Linked DNA regions of Homo sapiens: region 1 is linked to region 2. The links are chromatin contacts, found by Hi-C or POLR2A ChIA-PET in ENCODE. All regions are on one chromosome and are shown on one strand. The core of a region is the stretch at or near the end of the contact, and the rest is flanking DNA. Distances in the headings are between cores, read along the strand shown. Region 1 overlaps PHC2 (polyhomeotic homolog 2). Region 2 has its middle 37 kb from the start of ZBTB8B.

Region 1 (7,121 bases), core at 2,075-4,574, 870 kb before region 2:
ATCTTCGGTGAGTAGAATGGGGGAGCAGCAGCAGAGTCCACAGCCCCAGGACCAAAATGCCCAAGTTCCCAGACCCAGTTGTGGTGAATCCGTGGCCATGTAGCATCATGGCTGGAATCTATTGCCCTTACCGGGAAGAAAAAGAAAAGGGCATGTCTCTTACTGACCTTTAGGTTAGTAACTCCCTGTCATCCTCCCAGTGTCAGGGCTCTCTGTGGATAGCTCAGTTCTCTCAACATGGGATCCCCCTGCAGCTCTGCACCAAGGTCAGAGATGGGACAGGGCTGGGGGATTGCTCCAAAGCCAAGGACCACAGACGTTCCTGAAGGAGGCTGAATAAACCAAGGAGCAAAAGAGGGGGGAGAAAGAAATGGATGAGGGGGACACAGCTCACCAACAGAACCTCCTATCTCCTACCGCACATGTCTCTCTCATTAGATCAACCTGGCAGCCTCCCCAGCAGCAGCCCAGCTCCTCAACCGGGCCCAGAGTGTGAACTCTGCAGCAGCCTCAGGCATCGCTCAGCAGGCTGTGCTCTTGGGCAACACGTCTTCCCCAGCCCTGACTGCAAGCCAAGCACAGATGTATCTGAGGGCACAGATGGTGAGTACCCATGGCCAGGGCCATGGCTCAGAGGCACCAGGAGGACAGAGGCAGAGAAGCTGGGAGCTGGGAGCTGGAGAAGGGTGGGGAGGAAGCACTAGGGGCAGGGGCAGGAGATAAGGGGTGGGATAAAGAAGGGGGCCTGGAAGGCTGAGTGGGAGCTTTGGTACAGCCTCGAAGAGTCATGAAGGGTGGGGCTCCAGACTGAAACAGAGAAAGTTCCTGCGATGCCACCTTTCCTTCTCCTCCTAGAGTGAAACAGAAGTGTCCCCTTATCAGAAACTCCTCAAAATTAATCAGGATGGGCAGAGTGGTTCATGCCCAGGTGGTCCTGGACACCCAGACATCCATATACTTGACAGAAATGGAGTCTTCCCCTTCCCACCATCCTTACAAGGACTGGCCACCTCTAACTCAAGGGCCAAAGATGCTTTCCAGCTTCAGCGTGCCTCCATTGCCCTCCCAGCGGCCCCCATTCTAATCAGGGTCAGGTGAGCTTGTTTGGGCAGGATATACTCAGGATAGCACCAACTCTTTCCTTTGCACCTATCCCTGAGGGGTGCAAAGGTCCTTAGGAGCCTACCAGGTCCCTAAGATTTAGGAGAATGCCCTGGGAAAATGGCAGCATACTCCCTGGGTGGCAGTAGCATGCAGCCCCAGCTAGGGCTCAGTCACTGTGGGTCGTGTCTCATACCTCCCATTCTGAAGTCTGCTCCTTCGGGCTCTTGACACACTATCCCGAAAGTAACACAGTCCCACCCCTCCCTTTGCTCTTATGGCCAGGACGTGACCCTCGGAGCTTGTCTGGTCTTGCTCCCGCACATTTGTTCTTGGCTCTGAGTTCATCATTTGAGGCGCATCTCTATCCCCAGGGAACAGCCTCTTAGACACAAGGCATGAAATAGACTTCCATCTCCTCGGGAACTGGACAGCCACACTGTGATGCTGCTGCCCAAAGCTGACTGTGTCTGCAGGTTGCTTGTCCCTATGTCCTACTCCACTGGGGTCGTGATGCCTGCCTGTCTGCCTCCCTCCCCAGAGCAGGGCATACACCCACAGAGGAAAAAGCACAGCTGCGCTATCGCAGAGTTCTAGGGAAAGCACCCTGTCAAGGCACCAGCACATCCACACTGATGCAGAGCTAGACTCCCACGGAGGTCGAGGTGTCATGCAGAGAACACCATGGATCCTGCACCCTGCAGGATGGGATTCAGACATGAGGACGGCTCCAGGCGGTCCGCTTCCTCTGCTGTTGTTGTCTCTAGGCCCCTCTGAATCTAACTTTGACTAGAAAATGACCAAAAGGATACATCGAACTTGATCCCCTGGAGGGCAGTCTCATCTTGGCTCAGCCCTGGGTTCAGCAGTGGGTTAGACCTGGAAGGTGGTCCTAGGGCATCCATCTCGCTTCCCAGGACGCTAAGGAGGTGGTGGCTTCAGCGTATCCTGGGGATATCGGTCTCCTCTAGGATGAGCCCCTCACAGAGGGTTCTGAAGGGAACTCGGCTTTGGTGTAGCCCCAGAGCGGCTCTCCCCACCCACCCCTGCACCCAGCCTGGGTCAGGATGCAACGAGCCTCTAGAGAAAGGCAGGCGCTCCCCTTGGACTCCCCCTTCCTTTCTGCTTCTACTGTCCTGCCCTTCCTCATAGCCGCTCCTGGGCTAAACAGTTGTGTCCTGTGGCTGAGTCCACATCGAGCAGGTAAAAGGCGCCTCGTTTCCTGTGATTCCAGGCCCAGCCAGGTAACCTGGTGCAGGTAGCTAGGAGCCTAGGCGGCACTGTTCCTTTGTCCCCTCAGCTCATCTTCACGCCCACGGCCACCGTCGCTACTGTGCAGCCTGAGCTCGGCACTGGCTCCCCCGCCCGGCCCCCCACCCCCGCCCAGGTGAGGACTCCATGCTTGTGGGAGGGCAGGGGGGTGGGCACCCCTGTAGAGGGGCACTGATACTGGGGAGGGGCACAAGGAGAGGCCGGGATCAGCTAGGAAAGCAGGCGGGAGACAGGACACCCCAATGCCCCCAGGCCTGCGCGTCTACCCTGTTCCAGAAGGCCTCAGTCCCTCCTGGCTCTGTTTCGTTCCCTCAAACACAGGTCAGGAGCCAGAGGGCAGCCTGCTGAGGCCAGCATGATTTGCCAGGGAGGGGTGGGCTGTGCTACCCTCCATACTTTACACCTGCCCCAGCATAGCTGGTCTGGCTGCTGCTGCTTCATAAGTGGAAAGTCCCGCTCCGGTTACACACGGTAGTGCTGCTAGGACTCGAGAAAAATGACATGTAAGAGGGAGCAGAGACGTGTCCTGCTCTGCTAGGAGCGCACAGATACTACCGTGGCTGGGAAGATTCTGTGGGCAGCCGGGGAAGGAACCCCTAGCACTCGCATCTCCCCATCCTCATCTACGGAATGGGGAGGGTGATGGGACAGGGCTGGTAGCCGGATTTTCAGAGTCTGGCACAGCCTCCCTGTGTCCAGCAGAGGGCGCCAGGGACCGGGCTGAGTAAGCATGCCGGCCGTCTTGGAAGAGCCGGTGGCAACCTTATTCTGAGACAAGATATTTGCCCGGTGGCCTTCCTGGTCAGTTAACTTCCACTTTTGCCCTGGCCTTTTCCAGTGTGGGAAGCCCCATGCTCCCCCTCACTGGGAATTATTTCTGGGTGGTGTGCATCCAATCCTGAAAGTGTTGGGGAGGAGGGAGGGCAACAGAAGGGACAGAGCCTGGCCTCCCCACCCCTGCCCGCCCAGCTGGGCAGCAGGTCCTTCTCAGAACTCAGCCTCTTCTGCTGCTGGATGCAGTCACAGCGAACCCTCTGGCCCTCTTTAGCAACTCCACGTGCTTCTGGTTCCTCTTCTAGCCCCTAACACATTCTCTCTCTCTGATTTGACAACCTCCTGTTCTATTCAGCCATTCCTGGATCCATCCCTCTCTCCCTCTTAGTTGTATACTGGCATTGCTCCTGCCACATTCTCTGGACTCCCACAGACCCCTCTTTTCCAGGTACAGAACTTGACCCTCCGAACACAGCAGACACCAGCGGCAGCAGCCTCGGGCCCCACCCCCACTCAGCCTGTCCTGCCCAGCTTGGCCCTGAAACCCACGCCGGGCGGTAGCCAGCCTCTGCCTACCCCAGCACAGAGCAGAAATACTGCTCAGGCTTCCCCTGCAGGTGCCAAGCCTGGCATAGCTGACAGTGTGATGGAGCCACACAAGAAAGGAGATGGCAACAGCAGTGTGCCAGGGAGCATGGAAGGCCGGGCTGGGCTCAGCCGGACGGTTCCTGCTGTGGCTGCCCACCCCCTCATTGCACCAGGTAAGGTCTTCAGGAAGCAGGAATCCTTTCCCAGAAAACTCAGGGCCGTGAGTCAGGAGGAGACTTTCACACTTTCCTTTTTCCCATGGATTTGCAAAGATACCAGCCATGGATCTCTCTCTCCTCCCTCCCTATCTCAAAATGTCCATCAGCTCCTGGCTCTGTGCCATGCTTCTGGTCTAACTTTACGCAGGGCAGCCATGTTAGTTGGAATAAAGGAGTCCTTCTGCACTGTAGGCACAGCGATGAATCAGGGTACGCAGCCACAGCGGTGGAGCTGTGGGCACAACCTGGAGTGGCTGGAGGCAGGCAGTTGAACTATTTTGAAATTCTCCAAGACTCAGCAAAAAGGCCAGGGGCTAGCCAGAAGCATGTAAGAACCAGACAGAGAGATGGGAATGTAGGAAGTTTATTTTTCTCATCATTCAGCAAGCATTTGTTGATTAGTATTTGCCAATCATGTTGCCAATTCTAGGTGTGCAGAGATAAATGAGACTCAGGTCCTGCCCTCCACAGTGTAGCTGGGGAGACAGAGAGTGCAGTGCATATGCCATAATAGATCTAAGCTCTGAACACTGTCAGAACAGAAGAGCTATGTGGCTTGAGGAGAGGAGCTAGGAAAGGCTTGCTAGTGAGGGTAACACTTGAGAATAAATCTAGGAGCTTGCTTGTGAGGCAGGTCCGATGAATCCACATGCCCTGCTAGACCCCTTTCCCTGCCTACTAAAACTCTCCCTGTGCTGCCCATTGTAGGCAATCTTTAATGGGAAAATCTGCCAAGAGCCCAAGAAGCCAGGCCTATCGATCTAGGTAACAAGACCACCCTGTTTTACCATAGAAATAAATAGAGTGGCGAAGCACATGGCTTTGCATTAAAGAGAGGGTCACGCTGATCGCATCCCTGAGACAACCACTAACCTCAGTCCTCTCTCAAACCATTTTACCATCCAATCTAATCTGTGGGGTTTTTTCTTGAGAAAATACATCAAGAATATATCTCAATACATCTTTGTCAAAATAAGATAGGATTTTTATTTTTCCCTAGAGTGTGCAGTCAAAAGAAGGGAACCAGATATAGAAGCAAATCCATTCCACTTCATAAATTCTATTTTAGGACTAAGTACCAGGTACAGTGTGGGCACAGATGGTCAGCTGCCTGTCAGGCAGAATGGGTCAGAGATGCCGTCCTTCAGAGGACATGGCACATGAGCCTTGCGGCACGAGCATGTGACCTGACAGACAGAGTGGGGAAGGTTCCCAGGCAGAGAAAAGCAAAGCAGCGCACATGGCACTGAGTTAGGAGGAAACGGGGTCAAAATCCCTCATTCACCTTCTTGAGGCTTCAGAAGTCACCCAGGGGCAAAGGGTCAGTCGCTGCATTCCAGTGGTCACCGCTGAGCCAAGAAAGGCACCTCCCCACGGAGGCCTCACGGCCCTGTGGCTTCAGATGTTTCTCACTGTCTGGCATGGCTTTCTCCAGAAAGTGGCCCAGCCTCTTCCTTTTATGGAAAAAGAAAGTGAGGCTCAGAAGGGTAGACTGGGGGCTCTTTCAATGCGTTGAAAGCAGCTTGGACTACAGCTGAGACCCCAGATGAGCACTTCTTCTAGTTTCTCATTCAATCCGCATGCCCTGGCGGACCATCTGCGTCTCAGGCCTTCCTGAGAACCCCCTTCCAGCCCAGGCCGAAATGTAACCTCTCTCTAAATCTAAGCCAGCCCCCCAAGTTCTAACACTGTTCAAAAGAAAGACTAGTTCTTGGGTTCCTCCTAAGGCTGCTAGGCAACTCAGTTCTCAAGAAAACTGGACAGAAACGGGACCAGCACTCACAGGACGTCCGTCGTGTGCTAGATAACGTGCCCTGCATTGTATGCATCACGCTTCTTTAAACCCTGGAAAGATCCCTGTCCGGTAGCTGTCTTTATCCATTTTACAGATGAGCAAACTGAAGCTCAGAGAGGTTCTCCAGGAGCTTACCACATCCGTCACGCACTCAAAGTCACCTAAGTAGTAAGTGGCAGGACTGGGGGCCATAGCTGGCTGAGTCAAACACTGTTCTTCATCTCAAGCCAGATCGTCCCTCTCAGTTCTTACAGTAATCTGGGGCCTCCTCAGCCTTTCCTGTTTCTGACCCAAAGCTGAAAGTATCTGGGGGGTCTAAGCCTATTGAGGGTTTGCAGAGTCTGGTGGAGACCCCATGTAAAGGTAAACACCAGCAGGTGACAGGCTTGAGGCCCGAGGGCCTAAGGCTAACAGTGCCTGGCTAGAATGCAGTACAGAGACCAGTGGCTCCACAGAACTTTCTATGGAGCAGCTGTGAGCTGCAGCTCCACAAAGAACCTCTCCCCAGAGACACAAAGCAGTGGGCCTGCATTGTTCCTGCCTCCCACCATCCTGTTCATTCTTCCTCTCTCCCACCCCTTCCTCTCTGTAAGCCCAGAGATGGCGCTGCCCCACTCCCACCTCCCATATGGAAGGCAGCTGGGGAGTTTTAGTAGGGGAAGGTCCTCTCAGGGCCTCTGGACAAAAAGACTGAAATCATTCTTAGGACCTAGTGCACGGCAGCCAGGAGCAGCACCTGTCTTGGGCTATACAGTTCCCTGGGCAGAGGTGACTTCTGGCCTCCTGCCCAGCCAACCCACTGTCAATGAACCAAGGGATCTGAGAGCAGGAGAGAAGAGCGTGCTTGAGCGTGTGTGTGTGTGTGTGTGTGTGTGTGTGTGTGTGAAAGCAAGTGTGTGTGTGTGTGTGTGTGTGTCTGGGAGAGAGAAAGCAAGCGAGCGCGCACACATTTTTTGTTTGTTATTGGAGCATTTTTTGAGCTGGCTGGCTGGCTGCCCCCAGGGAAAGTAACCAGTGGAGACTTGCAGTGGGCCAGTAGGAGGGGGTATGGCAGTGAGGAATGTGTTCTCCTGGGGGCTGTTTCCTCCCAGAGCAGGCAGACCCTCCAGTCCCAGCTGGGACTGCTCCCACTGACAGCTGTTTGGGGGCAAAGCCCCTCCCCCATGGCAAGCTCCCTGCTGTTCCTGCTCCTGTCACCTTGGCAACCGGCTTCTTCAGGCTCTGCAAATAGAAAAGGTCCCTTATGCCGAGAATAGGGGTGGGGGAGCAGGTGGGGGAGGGGAGTAAGGGGCGGAGAACAGAGCCTAAGAGGTTGGGCTTTGGAGGGGAAGGAGAAGGGCCTGGCTTGCCCTTCTCACTGACATGAGGACTGA
Region 2 (6,957 bases), core at 3,301-5,800:
GAGTTCCATTGTTTTGAATCCCTGCCAGTGCTTGCTACTGTTGGTTTTTGTTTTGTTTTGTTTTTGGTTTTTAGCCTTTCTAGTAGGTATGGTGGTTTTATTTTGCTCTGCTGTTTCAGTTTGCATTTTCCTAATCATTAGTGCTATCTTTGTCATCCATATATCTTCTCTGGTGAAGTTCAAATCTTTTGCTCTTTTTTTTTTTTTTTTTTTGAGACAGGGTATCACTCTGTTGCCCATGCATGCTGTAGTATTAGTCTGTTCTCACGCTGCTAATAAAGACATACCTGAGACTGGGTAATTTAAAAAGGAAAGAGGTTTAATTGACACACATTTCAGCATGGCTGGGGAGGCCTCAGGAAACTTACAATCATGGCAGAAGGGGAAGCTAACACATCCTTCTTCACATGACGGCAGGGAGAAGAATAAGTGCCCAGCAAAGGGAGAAGCTCCTCATAAAACCATCAGATCTTGTGAGAACTAACTCACTATCACGAGAACAGGATGGAAGAAACTGGCCCCAAGATTCAGTTATCTCCATCTGGTCCCTCCCACGACACATGGGACTACATGACACGACAATGGGAACTACAATTAAAGACAAGATTTGGGTGGGGACACAGCCAAACCATATCACATGCCCAGCTAATTTTTTTTTTTTTTTTTTTTTTTTTGAGACGGAGTCTTGCTGTCACCCAGGCTGGAGTGCAGTGGCATGATCTTGGCTCACTGCAAGCTCTGCCTCCCGGGTTCACGCCATTCTCCTGCCTCAGCCTCCCAAGTAGCTGGGACCACAGGCGCCCGCCACTGTGCCCGGCTAATTTTTTGTAGTTTTAGTAGAGACGGGGTTTCACCGTGTTAGCCAGGATGGTCTCAATCTCCGGACCTTGTGATCCACCCACCTCGGCCTCCCAAAGTGCTGGGATTACAGGCTTGAGCCACCGCGCCCGGCCATGCCCAGCTAATTAAAAAAATTTTTTTTTTTAGAGACTAAGTCTCACTATGTTCCTCAGGCTGATCTGGAACTCCTGAGCTCAAGCGATCTGCCTGCGTTGGCCTCCCAAAGTGCTGGAATTACAGGCGTGAGCTACTGTGCCCAGCATCCTCTTGATTTTAAAGCTCCAGCCCTGAATCAGTTTAGATTACCTAAAAGCTACAAACTTAGACACTTAGACAATATGTTTATGATTTAGTGTTGTATACTTGGATTTTACTGATGGCCCATGTTAGAAACACCTCTTGTGAATTCTATAAAAATGCTGATAAAGGAATTGTCACCAGGCGACAAAGTAAGACCCTGTCTCAAAAAAAAAAAAAAAAAGGAATTGTCTATTTTCCAACATCCCTGATAGAGGGATACATTCCTCTTAGAGTTTAGTGTCAGAAAAACTTCCTTTCTCCTGACAGACATCTTTCCTATAATTATACAATGAGAACTATTACATTTAACAATCTTTTTGCTAGAAAAGTCAGAACTATGTTTAATGTTTAATTATACAATCTTTTTTTTTTTTTTTGAGACGGAGTCTCACTCTGTCCCCCAGGCTGGAGTGCAGTGGCGCGATCTCGACTCACTGCAAGCTCCACCTCCCGGGTTCTCGCCATTCTCCTGCCTCAGCCTCCCAAGTAGCTGGGACTACAGGTACCTGCCACCACGCCCAGCTAATTTTTTGTGTTTTTAGTAGAGGCGGGGTTTCACCATGTTAGCCAGGATGGTCTCGATCTCCTGATCTCGTGATCCACCCGTCTCGGCCTCCCAAAGTGTTGGGATTACAGGCGTGAGCCACCGTGCCTGGCCTAATTATATTATCTTTAGCCTTAATTATCCTTCCACTTTCCATGGCTTTTTACTGTTGATATTTATTTTAGGGTCTTTTTTTGTGGGGGAGATTACAGACCCCTGGCTAATGTTTGTATTTTTAGTAGAGACGGGGTTTTGCCATGTTGGCCAGGCTGGTTTTGAACCCCTGACCTCAAGTGATCTGCCCACCTTGGCTTCCCAAAGTGCTGGGGTTACAGGTGTGGCAGGATCTTACATGAGGCCCTTTACTGAGCGGTTATTGTTCCAGTTACGACTGCTGCTCAGCACCCATCTGAAACACAGTGGCAGAAACCACCGCCACCGTATAACACTGATTCTGCGGGTCAGGAAATCTGAAAGTGCACAGAGTGTCGGATTTTCTCTGCTCCACCGTGTCTGGGGCCTCATGTGGTGACTAACATCTAGGAGCTAGAACTGCTGGGGCTGGAGGAGCCACTCCAAGGTGGTTTCTTCACTCACAGGTTGAGCCTGGGCTAGGCTTCACTGGGACTGTATTCAGAGCACCTCTACATGGCCTCTCCTTGTGGCTGGGTGCCACTGGAGAGCAAACCCAGAGGGAAAGTCCTAAGATCCATAGACTGTATTCCAATAAAACTTAACATAAATGGACACAAATCTGAAATTTCATGTAATTTTCACGTCACAAAATATTATTGCTGTTTAGATTTTGTTTTAGCCATTTACAATTTAAAAACCAATTTTAGTTCACAGGGATACAAAAATAGGCAGTGAGCCAAGTTTGGCCTGTGGGCTACTGCAAAATTGAATGAAAAAAACAGGGTACAAAATTGTATTTACAGTATGATGTCATATAACTCAAAGAAAGAGAACTATATGTAAAGAAAAAGCTGAATGTAAATCTACCAAAATACTATTTATTTATTTATTTATAGAGATGGAGTCTCACTCTGTCGCCCAGGCTGGAGTGCAGTGGCGTGATCTCAGCTCACTGCAACCTCCGCCTCCCAGGTTCACGCCATTCTCCTGCCTCAGCCTCCTGAGTAGCTGGGACTACAGGCGCCTGCCACGACGCCTGGCTAATTTTTTGTGTTTTTAGTAGAGATGGGGTTTCACTGTGTTAGCCAGGATGGTCTCGATCTCCTGACTTCGTGATCCGTGCGCCTCGGCCTCCCAAAGTGCTGGGATTACAGGTGTGAGCCACCGCACCCGGCCCCAAAATGTTATTTTTATACTGAGATTATGGTTGATTTTTATTCCTTTTTGTTTCAATTTTACTGAAATATTTTACTGTAAGGATGGGAATAAACTGTTTTTGAAAGAATAAATGTGGTAGTGTTCACCTTCACAGTAGAATAGACCAAACATCATGGAGAGGAAGAAAAGAAGAGTGAATTCTATGGTGTTGGATTGGAATTGGAGTTTCACTCTCTCTCAGAAAATGTCCAGTGTGAAGGCCTGAAAGCAGCACCACTTCAAACACAATGAAAACACCCAGTATCTGGATCTTGGTTTGTAAATAACTGCTCTCCAGTAAACAGAACCAGGAGTCCCTGGAGAAGTATCTGATTCCAGGGCTGGGGCAGGGAGAAAGTACAAGATGAGCCTGGAACATCTTGTGCCGGAAGGAAGGAAGTATTCAAAGAACAATAGGGACATGCCAAATGAACACACAAGCTGGCTTGAACAGGCTTTCACTGGCCAAACCTGGGACAATTTGAACATTAAAATAAATGACAGCGGCCGGGCGCCGCGGCTCACACCTGTAATTCCAGCACTTTGAGAGGCCAAGGAGGATGGATAACCTGAGGTCGGGAGTTCGAGACAAGCCTGGCCAACATGGTGAAACTCCGTCTCTATTAGAAATACAAAAATTAGCTGGGCATGGTGACGCACGTCTGTAACCCCAGCTACTCAGGAGGCTGAGGCAGGAGAACCCCTTGAACCCAGGAGGTGGAGGTTGGAGTGAGCTGAGATCGTGCCACTGCACTCCAGCCTGGGCAACAGAGTGAGACTCCATCTCAAAAAATAAAAATAAAATAAAATAAATGACAGCAACAGATTATAACCTAACAGCCAGGCCCAGTGGTGCGCCTACAATGCCAAGTTATGCCAGAGGCTAAGGCAGCAGCCCAGGACTTCGAGACCAGCCTGGGCAATATAGTAGAACTCCCCATCAGCTAAAAAAGAAAAAAAAAAAGGAAACCATGTGTCCATATGTATGAAAAAAAAAATAAATGGGCCGGGTACGGTGGCTCACACCAGTAATCCCAGCCCTTTGGGAGGCCAAAGCCGGCGGCACACGCCTGTAGTCCCAGCTACTCGGGGGACAGAAGTGGGAGGACTGGTTGAATCCGGGAGGTTGAGGCTGCAGTGAACGGTGATCGCACCACTACACTCCAGCCTAGGTGCCAGAGCGAGACTTTGTCCCAAAAATAAAAATAAGGTTTAAAAGGTTTGATGAGAAATGGTGATTCATGAAAATTCAAAGTACCACCCTACAAAATACTGTTATTATAACTGCCAAGTGAGTGTGACCTTACAGCGGAGAAGCCTACAGACAGCATCTTAAAGATAAAAGTGAGCATCATCAGTGATGAGACAAATTGACAAGCTGAAATTGTGTGCCACTAGACGTGCTGCGTTGAGAAGACCGCAGCAGCCCTTCTGTGACAGTCCTGTCTAGGATAAAGAACCTGAATCCAGTCGAGATGAGACAGACAAAGCCCAATTGAGGGAAGTTCTGCAAATTCGCTGGCTCGCGCCCCGCCCCCGGCGGCTGCTGTCTCTGCGCGGCGCAGACCAAGCCTCCCCGGAGTCCGCCGCGCCGGACGGCTCCAGACACGCCCGACGCCGTCCCCGCCGCCTTCCCGCCGCCGCCGCCGCCGCCGCCAGGAGGCTCCGCGCGCCTTCCCGGCTTTCCCCGGGCCGGGCCGGGCGGCGACAGCGGCGCGGCCATTGTTCCGCAGCCCCTTCCGGGCGCGCAGGAGAGGCCGGCCGGCCGGGCGCGGGGAGGGACGGCCGGGAGCCGGTGCCCGCCAACGCCCACCGCCGCCGCCCGCGCCTCCTCCTTGGCCGTTCCCAACCCCTCGGAGACAGCGCTGCAGCTGCTGCGCCCCAGGCTGCAAATGGCGCCCGCTCGGCTTGGCGCCTCCGGCCTCGCTCTCGGCCGGGAGACGGCTGAGGGCCGCACGCCCGTGGCCCGCATCCCAACGCCGCCGCCGCCGCCGCCCGCTACCAGGCTGGTTGCAGGTCCGGGGCAGCCCCGACGCCCTCCCGCCCTCTCGCCCTCTCGCCCTCTGCCCGCGCTGCGCGCAGCGGCAATCATTCCCCCTCCACCCCTCCTGCCAAGGGGACCTACGGGCGTCCCAAGAACAATAATTAGATTATTTTAAAATTGTAAAATACATAACAATATCATTTAAAAATGCAACTTAGGGACATTAAAGATATTCATGGCGTGCAACCATCAGTACTATCTAGTTCCAAAACTTTCTCATCGCCCCAAAGGCACCGGCACCATGAGCACTCAAGTCATTCCCCATTCCCTCCTTCCCTCAGCCTCCACCAACCGCCACTGGACTTTTTGTCTCCACGGATTTGCCTATTCAGGATCTTTTTCTCTCCCTTCCTCCCTTCCGTTCCTTCCTTCCTTTTTTTTTTTTTTTTTTTTTTTTGACGGAGTCTCTCTCTGTTGCCCAGGTTGGAGTGCAATGGCGCAATCTCGGCTCACTGCAAGCTCCGCCTCCCGGGTTCACGCCATTCTCCTGCCTCAGCCTCCCGAGTAGCTGGGATTACAGGCGCCTGCCACCAGGCCCGGCTAATTTTTTGTATTTTTAGTAGAGATGGGGTTTCACTATTGCTGTCCAGGCTGGTCTCGAACTCCTGACCTTGTGATCCGCCCGCTTCGGCCTCCCAAAGTGTTGGGATTACAGGCGTGAGCCACCGCGCCCGGCCAGGATATTTCGTATAAATGGAATCAAACAATATGTGGTCCTTTGTGACTGGCTTCTCTCACCTGAAGCAATGTTTCAAAGGTTCCTCCATGTTGTAGCAGGCATCAGAACTTCCTTTTAATGGATGAATAATATTCCACCTGTGTGTGTGCGCGCATGTGTGTGTGTGACATTTTTGTTCATTAGTTGATGAACATTTGGGTATTTCCACCTTTAGGCTATTGTGAACAGAGCTGCTATGAACCTTTGTGTACAAGTTTCAGTTTGAACACCTGTTTTCAAATAACTAAATACACTTTACTCTCCTTCTAATGGAAAACTCTACAGCCACCTGCAGTTTTTTCCCCCATTAATTCTGGGAGCTCCTGGAAGTATATCATGTGCATTCCTCTCAAATTTCCTGCCAGCCATGATTTTATTTATTTAGGAGACATGTAGGTCAACTTTCCTGCCCCTCTCCAGGGCCCCTTCTCAGGGGACCTGTCCCCATGACCACCACTCATCCTTAGTCAGAGCCTCATGCTTCCTGACCCAAGGGGTGCCATGTGATCTGAGGGAACCGATCTTTTGCTGGGCAGAAACTGAGGTGTTTTCCTTTGGAAGATTTGGACTGAAGGACAGGACAGTGGTTAGGTCAGGGCTGGGCAGCACTTTTGAGCTGAGGAATGGGCAGGAGAAAGGTGGTCTTCTGAGAGTAGCCGGGGACCCCACACAGGCACAAAGAGAAGTGTACAGGAAACATGGGCAAGGCACATGACTGACCAGGAGCAGCCTCAGCCCTGCTTTCCAATTCCAGGTGATCTGCTGATTTCCTCTCCCAGAATGATCGTAAAGTCACTCACTTTAATTAGAAACAAATCCTCTTAAAACTATTCTCGGTCGGGCGTGGTGGCTTATGCCTGTAATCCCAGCAGTTTGTATGGCCAAAGCAGGTGGATCGCTTGCGGCCAGGAGTTCGAAACCATCCTGGCCAACTTGGCAAAACCCTGTCTCTACTAAAAATACAAAAATCAGCCGGGCATGGTGGCAGGCGCCTGTAATCCCAGCTATGCAGGAGGCTGAGGCAGGAGAATCACTTGAACCCAGGAGGCAGAGGTTGCAGTGAGCCAAGATCATGCCACTGCACTCCAGCCTGGGTGACAGAGCGAGATCCTGTCTCAAAAAAATAAAATAAAAAATAAAAACTATTCTCAAAACTTTTTTATTTTTATTTCTTTTTTG

Evidence for each region. A loop is a pair of places that touch in the nucleus more often than their neighbours do. ChIA-PET counts read pairs that join two places held with the same protein, here RNA polymerase II (POLR2A).
Region 1: POLR2A ChIA-PET joins it to region 2 with 13 read pairs in WTC11. The contact joins two enhancer-like sites. A Hi-C loop is called at or near these places in 1 of 168 maps with a recorded cell type or tissue (breast epithelium). POLR2A ChIA-PET finds 5 or more read pairs at or near these places in 3 of 52 experiments (BJ, K562 and WTC11).

What each region holds. Positions count from the first base shown.
Region 1 is chr1:33,363,903-33,371,023 of GRCh38, reverse strand. It overlaps PHC2 (polyhomeotic homolog 2), which reads left to right. Exons shown (of 15, transcript NM_001385109.1): 4 at 1-7; 5 at 439-603; 6 at 2,402-2,488; 7 at 3,596-3,908. Among named protein-coding and RNA genes, the nearest start is that of PHC2-AS1, 17 kb to the right of the region's middle. RefSeq lists enhancers at 3,386-4,289, 5,678-7,121 and a silencer at 6,582-6,876. Within about 2 kb of position 3,324, at least 11 of the 41 ENCODE cell types and tissues checked have a DNase peak (open chromatin) inside an H3K27ac peak, as active enhancers do.
Region 2 is chr1:32,498,546-32,505,502 of GRCh38, reverse strand. No RefSeq gene overlaps it. Among named protein-coding and RNA genes, the nearest start is that of ZBTB8B, 37 kb to the right of the region's middle. RefSeq lists silencers at 4,598-4,867, 4,958-5,087. Within about 2 kb of position 4,550, at least 27 of the 41 ENCODE cell types and tissues checked have a DNase peak (open chromatin) inside an H3K27ac peak, as active enhancers do.